2 separate regions of the Homo sapiens genome follow, and region 2 is linked to region 1. A link is an interaction called in ENCODE POLR2A ChIA-PET data of the cell type or tissue named here. Cell type or tissue: MCF 10A. All regions are shown on one strand. Each heading gives the region's core, and the rest is flanking DNA. Links, peaks and the distances in the headings are about the cores only. Region 1 overlaps RUNX1 (RUNX family transcription factor 1). Region 2 overlaps RUNX1 (RUNX family transcription factor 1).

Region 1 (8,737 bases), core at 722-8,721:
GCACCTGGCCTGTTGGGAGCTGAGAGATGCTCCAGTGGCGGTGGTTGGGGAGTGATGGCGGGGAGCCTTACAGAGAGATAGGGCGGGGATTGCCTTAACATCCACGTTGGGAATTTGGTCTGATCCTAATGAAATGGAGAACCACTTATAACTAACTCCAGATACAAATTGTGGAAAGATACTTGGCTTACAGTTTAAAGAATGGAAAGGACATTTGGAGGGTGCGTGGGGAGCTTAGAGACCCATCCAGAGACTGAAAGCTCTCCTTTCTCCTTTCAAGCAGCGCCAGGCATGTGTATATCCAGCTTGCAAGGACCCCATTTGGTAGATGGCACTGTACCTAGAAGTCAGCTCCCTCCTCAAGCTTGCCTCAAGCTTCCCTCTCTTCCCTCTCTACCTCCACACTCACCTGCCTTTCTTCCTACCTGCAGTGGCAAGTGCTGCAAGGCTGGTGAGCAGGAGCTGACGCCCCCCAAGCCTTCCTTCCCTGAAGAATGTCCATGCCTCAGGCCTCCCAGCTGCAGCTCTGTGTGGCCTTGGGCTGTGTGTTTGAGGCACCCGGCTAGGGGCACTATCGGAATCAGGAGGAGGCCAGGCCCAGGAGGTCACTTTGGTCACTTGCCCTGTGTGACCCCAGCCCAAACACACAGCCTGATGGATGAGTGAAGACTGGTAAATCTGGTGGCTGTCCTTGGGGGAAGCACAGGGCAGCAGGTGTGGCCTTGGTCTCCAGGGGGCTGCGAATTCAGGGTTTTGGGGTGTTTTGGTTAAAACTTGGTTCCCCAGCTGAGATCCTAGGGAACTGTGGTATCAAAAGGAAAAGGAAGATTAGAAAGGGAAAATGAAATCTCAGGAAAGGAAATGCAAGATTGCATGAGAACATCATGGTGTTTTGTGGGATAGGTGATATTCTGCCAAATAAAGAGGCCCGCCCCTCCACTCCTTTTGCAAACCTGAGCTTTTCCCCTGCCTGCAGTTGAGCCCAGCATACCTGTGCCTTGGAAAAAGCAAGCTATGCCTTCCAAGTGAAATTCGACGTTGTAAAGGACTGGCTGTCAAACTGAAAGTTTGCAGAGTGATTCATTGATTTTTAGAGACAGGGTCTTACTCTGTCACCCAGGCTGGAGTGCAGTGGCGTGATCTCGGCTCACTGCAACCTCCGCCTCCTGGGTTCAAGTGATTCTTGTGCCTCAGCCTCCCAAGTAGCTGGGACTGCAAATGTGTGCCACCATGCCCAGCTAATTTATTTTATTTTATTTTTTATTTTTATTTTATTTTATTTTATTTTTTATATTTTTGGTAGCAATGGGGTTTCACCAAGCTGCCCAGACTGGTCTTGAACTCCTGAGCTCTAGTGATCCTCCCGTCTTGGCCTCCCAAAGTGCTGGGATTACAGGCATGTGCCACCATGCCTGGCCTCATTTATCAAACTTTTCTTTATTGCCTCAGAATAGAAGATACAAAGATGAATAAAATTCTGTCCCTGTCCTCAAACAACTCATTTTCATAGAACATCTCCAGAGAAAATGCTTTGCATGTCTTCGGTTTTCTCCAAGTAAAACAGCTATTTTTCAAACAATCCATAATTCCAAACAAATGCCATTTCCATGGAAAACTGAGTTCTATATTCTAAGGACCTGATTTTCAGTCTGACTTTTGAGGGTAGTCCTGGTGCCAGTAGCTTAGGCCTCAAGTCTGCATTTTGCATGTGTGATGTGAGTGCGATTGGATCAAGCAATCTGCAAATACAGGCACTTTGCACACAAGTATATACAGTACGCCGACATCTTAATTCAATTCAGCATGGAGAATCAGGAAATTATGTGCAAGTTGAAGGATTTGTATCCCGTCCAGAAATCCCCAAATAAATTAATTATACAACTCCACTGTCAAAAATAGTGGCAAATGTTTGGGTAAGGAAATGGAAGAGGAGCATAAGCATGAATTTTGGCTGTTAGGTTGTTCCAGTGGAAAAGTGAGAAATCAAAATTAAAAATACTTCATAAAAAATACTCCAAATGCAGACTACTCCTGGAATCCGAGGGTACGTTAATTTTTATACTTAGTTATCCGCAATTAAAATTAGACCCAAAGCCATCTATTGTAAAAGGAGAAATCTCCCTGCAACCTTTCAGGATCTTGTGGGATTTCCTGAATTTGCAAAGAGCAGAACCTGAGCCTTCACTGACTCTCTTGGTTTTTAAAAGCTGCGATGTTTTTCTTTTATTTTTCCTTTCTCACTCTTTGGGCGTTTCAAGACTCTGGGCACAACTGGCTTTCCTGCAGACAAACACAAGAGTGAAAAATGTTGCGATTGTGTTTCCTAAGGACTCTGAGCCCCCAGGGCAGACGGCTCCTTTGTGTCTGCAGCCTTCCTTTGCGTGACAAAGGGCAAGTTTCACATCCCCTGAAACTGTCCCCAAAAGAAGAAGATGACTCATGCTTACAGACCTACACTAAGGAGAGTGACAGGAACAGAGTCTGCTGCAGAGCCAACTCAGGTAGACCGGGGATACCTGCAAACTAGACCTGAGGAGGCCGAGTCACAACAGGAGTCGGGGCTCGCCCGTCAGACACGGGGTGTTATAGGAGGATTCTGCTCTGATGTGGCCTGGATGCACTTTTAAATATGTTCTTCACACCTAGGCAAGAAATGACCCCGAGCTGCATGTCTTTTTGCTTTGTAATCTCCTTGCCACCCTCAGCTCTTTGGGGAGCAGTGTGCACATTTGAAGCAATCCTGAGGTTTAGCCACTTCCCAGATGTGGTGAGGAAGTGGAGAGTGCGCTGGGCCATGCGGAACTGCAGGTTCCAGCCGTGGCTTTATTTGACCACAATTGGCTGTCAGAGTTCACCAGCCCCAGGGCCGCCAACGTCAAGACTAATCAAGCCTAGACCTGGGGCCTCCCCGCTGACTGGCCCTGGGGAGTGTGTCATGGCAGCGAGTGTCCAGGAAGACTCACCCCTTGACCTTCTTCCCAACTAAATAAAGCAGTTAGTATTTTGCCCTGGCATTTGGATGGACACACTGGCGTCGAGGGAGACAACACATGTTGCAGTGAGGAGCACTGGCCTGGCTTGTTTACATAGCATATCAGCCACTCACAGTTGTGCCTTACAAAGGTCGCCAGCTGGCGGGGCAGGAGTGAACTTGAACTTGAAGTTCAAGTTGCGTTTAGGCCTGGTAGCAGCCCCATCACCTGCTGAACACACACACACACACACACACACACACACACACACACACACACACGCACAAAACCCCTCCTCATGTCAGACGTCAGTGCCTACTTCATCCCCAGCTCCTTCTTACGGGATCTGTCACAGCTCTGGTCTTTGTGGAATCACCTTTATCATGTCTTTAATGATCATTCCACTGACATTTACTGAGACCTTTCCCTGTGCTCTGCTTGTATATTCAGCATTCCATTTAACCTGCAGAACAATGCTACGAGATGGAATGACTGTTATTAACCCCCTTTTACAGATGACAAAGCTGAGGCCCCAGAGAGGTCAAGTAACTTGCCTGAGGTCACACAGCTAGCAAGTGGCAGAGCGAGGTTTTGAACCTAAGTAGGTTGCCTTGAGAGTCCACACTGAATGAATCACCACTGTGTTTCCACCTTCATGGGATTTTATATGGAATTCTTCTCTCTCACTGCTTCCAAGCCTACATCAAGACAAACCTCATCTGCCCTGTTGTTTTTTGTTCTCACCTTCTTATTCAGTATGAGTGTCGTTTGGTGCTTCTAATGGTCTTCTAATGGTCCTCCTGGAACCCAAGCCCTGGCTGGAACTGATGCTGCTGTGGTGGTCAGGGTTCAGTGAGCAGGAGGAAGGACTTGGTGTTTACCCCTTGTTTACCCCTTTCCTTGGCTTCCTTCCATGCAGGCCACCCTGTGACCCCGTGGTGGCCCCCTCTGGAACCAAGAGCTGCCGACTTCCAGCAGCACACACAGGATCAGTGCTGGGGCCATCTGTGCACTGACCAAAGCCTCTGCTGGCCTCACCAGACCAAGGCCAGTGAGTGCTTCAGGGAGCCTTGGATCCTCCAGGCTGCCAACAGAAACACCGGCCCTCTCGGCAGCAGCCCCATCCTTCCACCCCTGCACTGGGTCCTGAAAAGCCCATTTTGGGGCCGTTGCTATTTAGCCAACCTGCCCTCCCTTGCTCTCCTGTGATTTCTCACTATTCCGGCTGCAGCTCGCTGGGAGAAACACTTGAGAGTCTTTTGTGCTCCACACCCATGTACTTAAAATACCAGGCCTATAGGTCATTTCAATGAGGGAATTTGGCTCATAACACGTGTGCCCCGAGGCACAGATCCTACTTCTGCAGATGCTGGCCAAGAAGGGCTGTGTCCCAGCCGCCATGGGGTGGGGCCACAGAGAGGGCAGGGCCACGTGGAGGGCAGAGCATGTGGCTCCTGTCAGGTGCGCCCGTTGCTGACTGCAGCCCAGTATCAAGGCTCTGCTGGGTCTCATTGGAAGAATACAAAGGACGTGTAAGGCAGTTTTCGTGCTGTGGAAAAATGTCACCTACACCTGTGAAGAAGTCATCACTGTGTCTGTAAGATAATAAGCAAATGTCCTTGTACCCAAAGCTGTAAACAAGAGCCCTTTGTGAGGGAGAACCACATGACTGGCCAAAACGCCCCACCTACTAGTGTGTGCTCGGTGGAAATGTCTTGTGACTGTGCTTAAAATGAAGGGCATGATTGGGAGGCCAAGGTGGGCGGATCACAATGTCAGGAGTTCGAGACCAGCATGGCTGACATAGTGAAACCCCATCTCTACTAAAAATACAAAAAATTAGCTGGGTGTGGTGGTATGCACATGTAATCCCAGCTACTCGGGAGGCTGAGGCAGGAGAATCGCTTGAACCCGGGAGGCAGAGGTTGCAGTGAGCCGAGATCACGCCATTGCACTCCAGCCCAGGAGACAGTGCAAGACTCCATCTCAAAAAAAAAAAAAAAAAAAAAAGATGGGCATGAAATAATGAGAATTCAGATAATGACCATTCATTTCACAAATTATCACTTTGATTAAGTTTTACTCCTGATTATATAGGTTAGTCTGTGGTTTACCAGATGGGGTGTCATGAGTGCTCAACTGCCAGAGGCCCAAACGCAGCTCAGTAAGAAAATGCTTTTGAGCTATAACCCAGGTTGAGTACCATTGGTACATTAGAATCACAGAGTCAGATTTTACTTTTTGGGGCAGTGGTAGGTGTGGATAAAGTATCTCCAGTCCAGATTTCTTGTACTGGTGCTATTGGGTTTGCGGGTGGAGATTTATGACCTCAGGGATAATAACCGGAAGAACAGTGAGTAGAAAGCTCAGGGATATGAGTTTTGCTGTATATCAAAGCTGTGTGACTTTGGGAAAATTACTTAACCTTTCTGGGCCTTAGCTTTGCTACCTATTCATCAAGAACAATAAAATCCATCTTGTTTATTTCATGAGATTGGTGTGAGGACCAAATGAAATAGTATATGGGAAGGTGTTTAAAAAGTTGTAAGTTCTACACGACTTAAAAATGCCAGTATTATGAATGCAACCATTCTTTGTTGTCATTTGGGTAGTCGTGGATAGCGTGGTGGTAGGAGAGCCACTATCGGAGCAAGACTGTTCCAGAGGGTAAAACACACGCGTGCCTGTAGAGCAGTTGTCACTGGTAGAGCCATGATGGGAGCTCTTACTACATTGCTATTTGTACTGAGTTAAATAGTGTTCTCCAAAAAGTGTATGTCCACCTAGAACCTTAAAATATGGCTTAAGGTCTTTACAGGTGTAATCGAGATAAAGTCATACTGGACTTGGGTGGGCCATAAGTCCAATGACTGATGTCCTTCTAAGAAGAGGGAGGGGACACCCAGTAGGAAGACAGTCATGTGAAGATGGAGGCAGAGGCTAGAGTGCTGCAGCTGCAAGTCAGGAAACGCCAAGAAATGCTGGCCACCATCCGAAGCGAGAAAGAGGCAAGGATCCTCCCTAGAGCCCTCAGGGGGAGTGTGGCCCTGCTGCCACCTTGATTTGGGACTTCTGACTTCCAGAATTGTGAAAGTCTTAATTTCTATTGTTGTAAGCCACCCAGTTTGTGATAATTTATTACAGCAGCCCCAGGAAACAAATACAGTATTTTTATGAAGTCACTGAGGTGCTAGAGTTGTAGGCAACAGAAGAATCACACGTGGACCTGCCCGCCTGCACATGGCTATGGGCATCTCAGGCCAGCTGCATTCTTGGAAGATGAAATCAGAGAGTTGAAAGGGACATTGCATGCATCCCATGAACCCCCCTCATTTTGCTGATGAGGAAACTGAGATCTGGAGAGGTAAAATCGTTTGTATTGCATCCCCAAACTTGTAACTCTCTTGCTGAAAGAACCACCTCAGTCTCTCTCTCTCTCTCTCTCATACACCCACATGCACCCCTAGACCTACTCAGGACTGGGACAATGGCATTATCTATTGTTGTGTCCTCAAGGGACTTTTTTTTTTTTAATTTTAAATACCCCCTCTCTCCTAAAGCCCCTTCCCACTTGCACCCTTTCCCACCTTTCTGTGAGGGCTACATGGGTATATAGAAAAGGGTCCCCACCTTCTGGGAGACTAGGTCTACACAGCCGCAAACTGCATTCAGTATGACACCCTAAATAATCAAAGGTGAAGGATGATTTATGAGGCAGCCCAAACAGCCATAAAGCAAAATGTAGTCATCAAGGAAGGCTGCCTGGAAAACAAGTGACTGAGTGACTGCCCGTTGCCAGATGCTGAAGGGCAGGAAGACTCGGGTGAAGGGTGCAGCAAGGAGCCTTGGATTGGCGAAGTGGCTGGAGGAAGGAAGACCTCAGCATCTCAATGCCATGGCTCATGGGTAGAACTCGGAGGGTGCACACTGGGAGTCAGGTATGCGGAGGAGAGGGGGTGAGTGAGAAATTACTTGGGGCAGGGTCTTATTAGTGAGAAGATCCTAAAAGCAGGTTCTGGAGTTCAGTCTTGATGATACAGGTGATAACCTTCATGGGTTCTTGACAGAGAGGGAACAGGCTGACCATGAGGCTTGTAGGACAATCTGTTAGTCAGCTCTGGAACATGTGGATGTGGCTGCTCCCCGTCTGTGGCTGTCATTGCTCCTGGATCTGTTCTTGGAAAGCCAGAGACTGCCCAGTGAGATGGGCAGTTGCCCCCAGGACCTGCCTCCCTCTGCGGCAGCATCTTCCTCCACATCACATCACATACCCTGCTTGCTGGGCCTGGCCAAGGCCTCTTCTACCCAGTCCTCTCCTTCAGCTAGATGCCACGGTAGGAAAGCATCCAGAGTGTCGCCTGATAACATCTGAACGATGTCCTAAAACTGGCAAATCCCCAAAGGCCAACAAGACTCGTCTCTAGGTTCTGGGGACAGGCCAGTTGATGGGAAAGATGGATTTGGAGGCAGAGTCTCCTGGCATCCCTGATGCTCTGCTCCATGGAAGTCACTCCCCAGAAGCATCCTCACCTCGTTTATTGGACAGGTCAGCTGAGACTTTAGTTATAAAGGCACAATGGGCAGAGCAGCCTTCATCATCTAATTGTTACTTGCTATTGCTCTTTTTATTATAGACTTTAATACAGATAGAATCCACATCTTTGGGGAGTGTTCGGTGGAGATTTCTCACGATTAGGAATCGTGGCTTGCTGTGGCCAAAGATTATATTTTCATTGAGCATTTTTCTGTGGCCTTCCTTTGTATTAAGACACGCATGACATTTGTTTTTCTGTGGCCTTCCTTTGTATTAAGACATGTGTGACAATTGAAAATATTTTCCTTTCATCTGTCTTTGATTTACTTTATGCTACATGATTAAGAGGAGAAACTATGTTGATTAAAGAACTACTGTATTGATGTAGGAAGATTGAACATCAGACTTAATCAAATGTTAGGGTCCTATTATAGACCCGTGAGAAACAGAGAAGAGAAATAAAGCAGACAACATACACACACACACACACACACACGCACAGACACACCCTGTTGAATACCGTGTGCCAGATAACTGTTTTAACAGGGTTACTCACGGTAAATCATTTAATCTCCCCTAAAACTCTCTAAGGTAGGAAAATTTGCATGTAACCATCTTCCTGGTAAGGATACTGAGGAACATAGAGGTGTCTAGTGACTTGCCAAAGGTCAGCTAGCCAGATTTATCTTCTGAATCACTTTACCAACAAGAAATGTTTTTAGATTAGTAAATCTATGCAATGAAGATTTTCTCACCTTTTATAAATATATGTAAAATGTGTAATGGAAATTTTGTGCATTTTTTATTACTAGTACTTATTGAATCTCAGTCTGTCAGTTACATATACTTAAGTCCATTTATGAGTCATCAATTTTATTCTGACTGATCCCATGAGTACCTCTAATAACATCTGGCATTTTCAAATAATATTTAAAATCAGCCAGACTTCGTCTTTTAAAAATATAGACAGAATGATTCTAATTTAGCCTGTTTTCAAACTTAGAAATTCTATCTTTCCTGATCTTCAAAGGTACAAAGTAAGAAGAGAAAGATGGATATGGTTTCTTCTACTCTTATTTGCCCTGAATTATAAATAATTGGGAAAGATGGGAGCAGGGAAGTTGGGAACCAGAAGTGGAGAGCTGCCAATCTGACTCTATGGTTTCCGGAAATCCTGACTTAACAGAAAATAAATTCTAATCTTTCTTGATCTTGTATTGTTTATTGATGA
Region 2 (8,737 bases), core at 441-8,440, 49 kb after region 1:
TGGAACAAGACAGGACAAACACCCGTGTGCCTCTGCACGCTGCTCCACCCAGTTTCTCATCTTTATATTACAGAAAAAGAGTCTCAAATAACCCAAACAGGCAGGGTATGATCTGCAGACAGTCTGCAGGCATCTGCCCAAGAAGCTGCCGGTCGGCTGGTCCATCCTCCTCTGATTTATGTTGTGTGTGTTAAGCCTTAAATTGTTGAGTCTCTGGCTGGCTGCAGTGGTATTACTGGAGGGCTGGTGCATGTTTTCGGCTCACAGAGCTGGCTCCGGTACTGGAGGTGTTGGCCCCGAATCAAGTCCAATCTCACACCTGTCTGAGACAATGAGGGCCTTGTTAGACACATCTCCAGTCGAGGAGGTGCAGGCTGCTTATTTTTCACATTCAGAACCAGAAGGAGGGGGGTCTGGGACAAGGGGGATGGGAGAAGCCAAGGGGAGACGGGAAATGCTGGGGTCAGCTGCCTCTCGGGCCCTTTCCCTCTCCTTCTCCCTCCTCCCTTCCCCCGCTCTTATTTAATAAACTTCTCCTTACTTTTGGAAATTAAAAAACAAACAAACAATACTAACAGTTGCCCTCTTATGAAGGATAATTTCCTACTGCAGAACAAGGAGCTCGTGGCCTGTTGTAGGATAAATTCCCAGTCATCATGGGAGTGGAGCAGCCCAGGGGAGGAGTGGGGTGAATAGGCAGGGGCGCAGCCCCCACCCCACCCCAGCACTGAAACTTGAGCTCTTTGCACACTGAGGGCGCCTGTCAGTGAGAGGTTTTCTCTTCTGGTTTTCCCTCCACTGCTGACATTTCAGTGACAGCCGCAGAAAGTAGAGGGGACTTTGTCCCCAGCTCCATATTATTCATTGATGAAACCGCAAACTGTTCTGTCCTGGTTCAGCCTTCCTGTCCCCTGTGATCAGAGCAGACAGAGCAGGCCACCAGGACTTACGTCTGCAGACACTTTGCAAATCCAGTTCTCAAGAGGCCCTGACATGAGGCGGCCCCGGGCAGGAGTCCTTCTGGGTACAGGCTGGCACCCCTCAAGGGTGATGATCGCTCTGAAGGATCATTACTTAGTCAAAGCCACCCTGAAATGACTTTCTATTGCAGGACCACACGACGTGGAGGCCCATAGTGTAGGAGTCAGGAAAAGAGCTTCCCAGAGTTATCAAAAACCACTCTTTACTGCGAGAGCCAACAGTAAGGAGCCTGTGTAGAAGAGCTAAGAAAATCTCACACATGTAGTGGCCATGTCTTGGGGGCTTGAGTAACTCGACAAATCTCCCAGCTCTGTTTGTGATCAGGTAGGCTCTTACCTGAGCCGGGAGGCATTTAGGTGCCAGCAGTCACTCAAACAAGGAATGGGCAGCCCTATCCTTCTCATCCATACACAACTTATTTAAGCACTAAGCCCCATTGCTGACTCCTAATTTGGCCTCAGCGACACAACAGGGAAAATCCATATGCTGTTTATTTCATTTGAGACTGAGGACTTACCAGAGATGAGGTTGCGCCAGTCTGTTTCTTGTAGTATAAATCATTTGTAGCTCAGCCACCCTTGTATCTCTGTATGTACATCAGTTGACAATCCCAGAGAAACAAAAGGACAACTTTTCAGAGGCAGCAGAGTGACAGACGGTGAATAGCAATGAGCATAGGCAACCTGGACTTCTGGCTACACTCCAGCCTGAGTTTGAATCCCCTCTATGTGACCTTGAGTGACGTGTGAAGACCCAATGTGCTCACTGTTGATACTTTGGCCTTCAGAGAGTCCAGGGACTGCACTGCATAGGTTCCCTTAGCCCTGCACTCCTGGTAGAACCTGTCTGAATATGTCACCTTTGGAGGAAAGTGGCCGAAGAAGCAGGTGTTGCTATTTCAGGTCAGCTGATGCCAGGGAGGCCTGATACCTATGGAGACCATGGAACCACCAGTTTCCTGTCTCCTTCTCTAGCCATGCCTCCCTGCCTTGTTCTGGGCCACAAGGTGCTCCATTCTTCCGAAGCTCATTCTTGCTCTGAAATGACCAAAAAGTCAAGCCAACGAACAGGAGGGAGGCTGGACACTGAGGTGGGTGAATGCTGCAGATCTTCCTGCTTGATCTCTGAACACCCATGACCAGTCCTGCCCACAAGCTTTGGTCCATGCTGGATGCCTACCCAGAAAGTTCCTTCCTCTCCTCCCCACCACATCCCCGAATCCTGCCATTCTTCAGGGCACCTCACCTGCCCCATCTCCTCCAGAACATCTTTGTCCTCACTGAGGCCCAGACTGACTCCCTTCCCGACTCCTGACTGATCTGTTGGTCTCTGTCACTTTGGCATTTCCCCACACATTGCCTTCTGCTGTTACCAGATAGGCTGCATGTTTGAGTGACGCTTCACCAACTGTCATGGCTATGATTTTCCACCATCTGTGCTGTAAGACAGTAAAAACTCAACCACCACCACCGAGATGCCATCCAGGCAGGCAACCCTGAGCGTGCCCCCACCCGCTACACACTCTTCTCCCCAGAGCACATCAGGGTTCTGAGATCAACAAGTTGGAAGGAGACTTCCAGGTGGGCAGGAACGCTCTCTCCTTCCCAGGACCCCCACGAACCTAGCCCAGAGCTGCAGAGAAAGGGGTGCATGAGTCGTTGAGGAAGGATTTTTCCTTGCTCCTGGGACAGCAAGTCAAAACTGTTTGTTTTAGGTTTTAAGTTAATTTCAGAATATCCTGCCCTAAACAATTTCTTTCCTTACATAGCACCAACTCTCTGCTGGGGCCCTTTGGCTGTTTCCTTTCTCCATTCTTTCCTTCTCCTTTCCCAGATCCCAGCTGGGAACCTGGGGGGAGAGCCTGGCTGGCACCACCTGCCCTTTCTTGGGCCATTTCCCTTCTTGTTTGTGATGAGGAGGAGCCTAGGAAGTCTCCATGCTTCTTGGCTTTCTGGCCCTCATCACTTTCACAGCCTTCTGCTAACTAAGCTAGTGAGCCCCCCTGCCCTTTCCCATTCCCTCTCTGAGGCCAAACTCTCTCATCCCAGCTTCTTTCTTTTCATCTTCCTTCCTCTAAAGACTGCTCAGCCTCATCGGAGGCTGCCTTCTGAATCCTGACCCTGCTTTCCACATTTTGTAAGACATCTCGGCCCCAGAGTAAGAGTGCATGATTTACCTACCACTTCCTTGGATCCCAACCCCTACTCACTGCTAGCTCCTGGCAGTGGCGTTCTTCCTCCTTCCTTGGTGTGCAGATGTGCCCCTGTGTGGCCTCCTTCTCTAAAAGCATTCTAGATTGTTCTTGGTTCCAGCACTTCTGAAACCCATCCTTCCAAGTTTACTCTTTTTCTTGCTATCCCTCGTATTTTCCCACTCCTCATGGAAGCTTCTTTCCCACACCCACCCTGTGCCCTATGGCGGGGGCTTCAGGACCCCCAACCCCAGCCCTGGAGCGTTTCAGTGCTGCCATCCTGCTGGCTTCACTTGGTGCTTCCTCCACAGCAACTACAAAAGCCAAGGAACCTTCCCCAGTCCCTCCCCTCCCCAGCATTCTCCTAGCAGAATTACATTTTAATTTTCAGCTGAATGGATGAAGAACCATTCCAACACCTCTGTGTCACCCACAGTTGTCTAAAACACACAAACAAAAAAAAGTCTGGGTCAGCAGAGGGGAGACCATGGTCACTCTCCTTGTCAACCTTCCCTTTGCCCATTCTTTGTTTTCTCTTCCCTCCACCTCTGTTCCTCTGAAACCTCTTTTGTTCAAATCAAGGGGAAGGTAATTCAGAGGTGCTGTTGAGACTGGTTTGCTTTTTAATTTTTTTTTTCAAAGAAGACGGGAAGTTCCTGTTTTTTGGAAAGGTTGTTCATTTCCAAAGAAGTTACACAGCCAGTCAGCTATAGGATGATTCCTGGCTGCATTTTTTCGGGGTAGTACACAATACAAAAAAATAAGTCAATGAGAGAGAGAGAGTCAGTCAGTGAACACAAAGGGAGATGTTATAATAGGCTTTTGTTGGTACTTGCATTTTCTTGTTGAAAAACAGAGCAAAGACCCCGAGGTGCTGAGGTGTGGACAGAAGCCTGATGTTATCAGGCCCCCAGAAATCCTGCCTGCAGTCCAGTGGCAGGCAGGATCCAGAACTGGAAAAGACGGAGGCAACTGGTCCTGCTCAGCACAAACGGTGCTTTTAGTCTTTCGTAAACAGCCTGTGCCCCAGGGCTCAAATCCTTCAAAAGTTTGCCTGGGTAATTGCATTTCATTGCTGTCTGGCATGTGCTCATCAGTCTAATCTGGAGGTTCAGACAGCCAGGCCAAAGCTTGCGAGACTGGAGGAGAGCGAGCCTGTGAATTTAATCCACTTGAAAGACAGAATAATACAAGTGCATCTAACTCATTATTTTAAGTGATGCTAGTCGAAAAGGGGATGGTGCTTTCCATAAAAGCATTTAAAATCAGCACGCTGCAGTTGCAGCCACTTGGCAGTTTAAGGCCATTAGAAGAAAAGGCGCACACAGGTGACAGTGTGATCCCTGTCGCCGTCTGCTTGTCCCTGAAAGCCTTCCTCCTCCCCACGACCACCTCAAAACACAGAAGGCAAAAGGAATGGTAACTTCCATCCCTAATTTTGACTTTGGGTTATTTGTACATTTACAGCAACAGACACCAACTTTTATTTGAGATTTGGGGTCATTTTGGCATCGTTTCAGGGTGGAGAGAAGACATAAATGAAGTTAGGACTTCCCAGTCCATCTCACCAAGCTCAGGATCTCACAGAGCTATAAGCAGGCAAAGGTGTTCCCCACCAGAACCATCTGGACAATGTGCTTTCCAGTGACTTCTTTTTTTTTGAGGTTTAGCTAGGTCTTTTTGTTCTGTCAGTACATGGTAACTAGATTGATGGGAGGGTTATAGTTTCTAACTATCATGTAGTTAAAGCAGTAGTCTACAAAGAGCCAGAAGGTCTGTCCCTGCTCTGTTGCTATCTGCTGTGGAGAATAGGGGGAGTCCCTTCACCATTCCGCACTGCAGCTTTCTCTGAGATGGGGCTGGCATGGTTGTCTCTGCTGTCTCGGAGGTTGCTTTCTGCTCTATCATTCCATAAGACATTAGAATGAAACCTTAAGTAATGTTGACGGTGATTTGCGTCATTATCTAGTTACATGTGACTCATGCCCAGGAAGCCCAGGAGAGGCAAGTGCTAGCCTGTACCCTCCCAGATGGCAAAGCCGACGGTCAGCTCAGGAGCAGTCTTGTTGGTAGTTCACACCTGCAGCTCACCCAGGGCTCAACATGCCAGCTCTAAGTCTGGGTGCCAGGCCATGAGACTGAGAGAGCAGTCGCCTTAAACCTTACATGGGGATGGAGTTTCCCCCTGGGTGCATCATGACTGCAGCCACCCAGGATTCTCACAAGGGCTCCAGAAAGTGCTCACCACACACCTCATCTCCTCATACCCCTCAGTTCATTTGTACTGTGCCCAGGGGACAATGCTGTGTTAGCTTTCCCCGATCCTGAAGAGCACCTCTAGAAGTCACATCTTCCGTCTTGTCATCATGGTAGCTGAAACCATTGTGGCAGTGTGTGCTTTCCCTGAGCAAGGTTTTCTTTGACACTTTAGGGCACGCTTGATCTTGTGGGCAGGATCATTCTCTGTTGTAGGGGCCATCCTGTGCATTGTAGGATGTTGAGCAGCATTCCTGGCCTCCACGTACTAGATGACAGTAGCACTCCCCCTTCCTCAGTTGTGGCAACCAAAAATGTCTCCAGACATTGCCAGAAATCCCCTGGAGGAGAAATCACCCGTTTGATGATCGCTATTTAAGAGTAATTGGGAAATTCACAAGGATCTTCTAGTCAATATACACAGGATCTCAATGCCTGAAAAAAATGTGAGTTACTTAGCTATCTAAACTTGGTAGTAAGTCAATTTTGACCCTTCAGTTCTGTAGGTCCTAGCATTCCTGTCTTCCATAGGTCATCCCTCTTGTTGAGCAAGAGTTTCATAGTTGTCTGCTATCTCAACCTCTACATTTAATTTTTTTAAAAAAAATTACTCCATTTTAGCCCAAGTATATGGCTTCTATGAGAAAGCCTTCCTTGGCCTTGTAAATCAAAGCAGTTCTCTGGAGGGAGGTTTCCCACTGCTGGGCTGAGTATCATCTTTCTCAGGGTGACCTCATCTATTGAAGTATGAAGGTTGTATTTGAAATGCCATTTACTTTCTCTAAGTCAATAAACGAAGCTGTGGATCTGTAGATCATCAGAGGTCTGCTTATTACCAAGCGGTTTTGTGTGTGTCATTTTTTAAATCGAGATCTGTGTTGGAGTTTAAAAGAATTCTGGCAGATTTCCATTTGCCTTTCTGAATCAGAGTTTGGGGTGAGCGAGTGTAGATTGCCCCTAGATGAATCTGACTTTATTAGTTTGTGTCCTTTGTTCAGAGCACCAGGGATGAGCTTATGAAAGCACAAATGGCTCTTATCTTCAAGTGTTTCCTTTATGCTGCAAATTCCACCTCACCAACCTGTGTTATTAACCCACTGCAATCCCAATTAGTTCACATCAAGGTCAACTCTTTGGGGTGTGCAAAATGGCTGCAAACTTAAGTGAACAAATTCCCCTTGTGTAGCTCTCACATGAAGGTGGGGGAGAAGACTGCAGCAGGGGAACTTAGAAGAAAGAGGGAGTTTTCTGATACCATAGAAGAAAGTGATAGTGATTCCCCTTGGCTCACAAGCCAAAGAAATCCAATTATTCCAAATAATTCAAAACTTGCATAGGAACTTGTCACCAAATGAGGGAACATTTTAGCCTCTTATTCACTCTGTTGCTTGGTGGCAAATATTTAAGAAATTTCAAAAAATAGAGAGGTGCAAGAGAGCTATTTCTCAGGGGCATGGAGGTTTCTTGGGGGCATTTCTCGGGGGTATAGAGGGCTGTTTCTTGGAGGCTATTTCTGTGCATGGAGAAGCCTTGAGTTTCAGAGGTATAATAAACACTACTCCTCCAGAAATATGTCTGTGAAAAATAAGCTGGAGCGGGTGGGTCTGCAGGACACTGTGTTTAGGAATGAAGGCTGCCTGTCCTGCCATCTCTCAGGAGCTCCCATCAGAACAGACAGTAAAGACAGGAATGGCATGTCTCCAGTTGTGGGGCAAGGCCCCTCCTAGTGTGAAGAAAATATACTTCCTGGATCTATCATTATCTCTAGCATATCAGAGGGGGGAATAAAAACAACTGGGGTGGCAAGGCCCTGCTGAAAGAGAAACTCATTGTTCTGCACATTCAGAGACTTCCTAGTTGTAAAGCCGTTCAGAGCTCTTGGAGGTGAAGGGGCAGCCAGGGAATCACATAGAGTGAAAGACCTGTGTGCAGCGGCCAGGTCAGAGGGCGTGTAGAAGACGACATGAAGCATTCCCACAGGGCAGTTCCCTGAGGTTCTGTCCTCCAGCTCTTGCTGCAAGGAATTCTAGAAGCCTTGGCCTGATGTGTGGGAAAGGAAAACAAGGTGAAGAGGATGCAGGTAGGAAAAGAAGAGCTGTGACAAGGTAGTCAGATGGGAGGACTGCATGAGAAAAACAGAGGAAGAGAGCACAGAAGCAGCCCTTTGATTTCACTCGCGTTTATTGAAGGGGACGAGGCACTTCCACTTGGGGAATTCTACTTCCCTTTGTCAGGATATCCTTCAAATTGGGAGCATGGAATGGAAGCTCTTAAAGAAAGAACGGTTGCCATTCATTGTGGGTCACACTTCACAAGACAAAGAGCAGTGAATCCTCGATTTGTAAAATGCAGCTTTCAGAATCTGTGTTGTGGCTGGCACGGTGCAACACTGCTGTGAGGCCCTGACGCAGCTGTGTTCTGCAGGGTGGCTATGGTGCTCCTTGTGAAGGAGGAGGCTGCTGCTCTGCAGGAGGAAGGGCTTATGTTGCATCCTAGCGGTGCATGCTACCCCGCTGGAATAGTGCACCTTGGAACTCTGGCTGCCTAAGGAAGGTCTCATTTCTGGTGGCTTTGTGAGACCAAGCCTCTCCCTCTTCTGTTACCTGGAGCAACAACCAGCTAAGCCAACAGTACTCTCCAGACACTGTTATCCTTTCCTGGAAGGGCAGGGGAGAGAAGACTGTTTCCTGCCTTCAAGGTGCCAGCTACTGCATTGACAATATCGGGCAGAGGGGCACATTTCACCCTCCCAGGAATCTAAGGGACAGATGCAATAACATCTCCTTATGGGGGGAAACTGAGTCTCCAAGGCATTAAGTTACTTGCTTCAGCACACTGTGAGTGAGGGGCCAAGCTAGGGTCTCTGTCCTTACCTCTCAGACTGCAGAACTATGCCCTTATTGTATCCTTACTGAAGCCCTTTTGGCTTTTAGAGAGACAGCTCTGGGATGAGGTTCCCAAATCCTGAAAATGTTTGGGGCCAGAACAAACAAAAGCATCTTTATGTTAAGCCATATTTCATGTTTATTGTTTTGAATTCTCCTTTTCCCCCATTCATATGAGTTTTTCTTCTGATTTTATTAGAATGCCATGCCTCAGAGTTTGCTGCTTAAAACCAGAATCCCTGGCATAAAATCCAATAAGCCTGCCTTAGGGCCCATGTCATATGGAAGCAGAAGACAACAGAGACTGCTTGCTGGGCTTCAAGCCACTCTAGAATTTTTCAAACAGTTCTAACATTTTACAACATCAAAAAAGTGCCAAAGTAAAAACTAAGGCTGCAGCTAGGAGAATGCCCACTGAGAAACC

The links. Peaks named below come from ENCODE experiments on the same cell type or tissue, not always from the same donor. Only the 100,000 strongest peaks of a DNase experiment are listed, where the experiment ranks them.
Region 2: POLR2A ChIA-PET joins it to region 1 with 86 read pairs; 5 of 35 experiments call an interaction of 5 or more read pairs at or near these places.

The regions. Positions count from the first base shown.
Region 1 is chr21:34,859,796-34,868,532 of GRCh38, reverse strand. All of the region lies in intron 5 of RUNX1 (RUNX family transcription factor 1), which reads left to right. The region is part of intron 1 of RUNX1-AS1 (RUNX1 antisense RNA 1); the gene reads right to left. Among named protein-coding and RNA genes, the nearest start is that of RUNX1-AS1, 28 kb to the right of the region's middle. RefSeq lists enhancers at 1-625, 626-1,293, 2,274-2,553, 2,594-2,763, 2,034-3,233. In MCF 10A, for the core only: no CTCF peak of the experiment used is centred there; DNase peaks (open chromatin) are centred at 2,502, 2,842 and 4,292.
Region 2 is chr21:34,810,143-34,818,879 of GRCh38, reverse strand. The region is part of intron 7 of RUNX1 (RUNX family transcription factor 1); the gene reads left to right. Among named protein-coding and RNA genes, the nearest start is that of RUNX1-AS1, 22 kb to the left of the region's middle. In MCF 10A, for the core only: no CTCF peak of the experiment used is centred there; DNase peaks (open chromatin) are centred at 4,199, 5,169 and 6,179.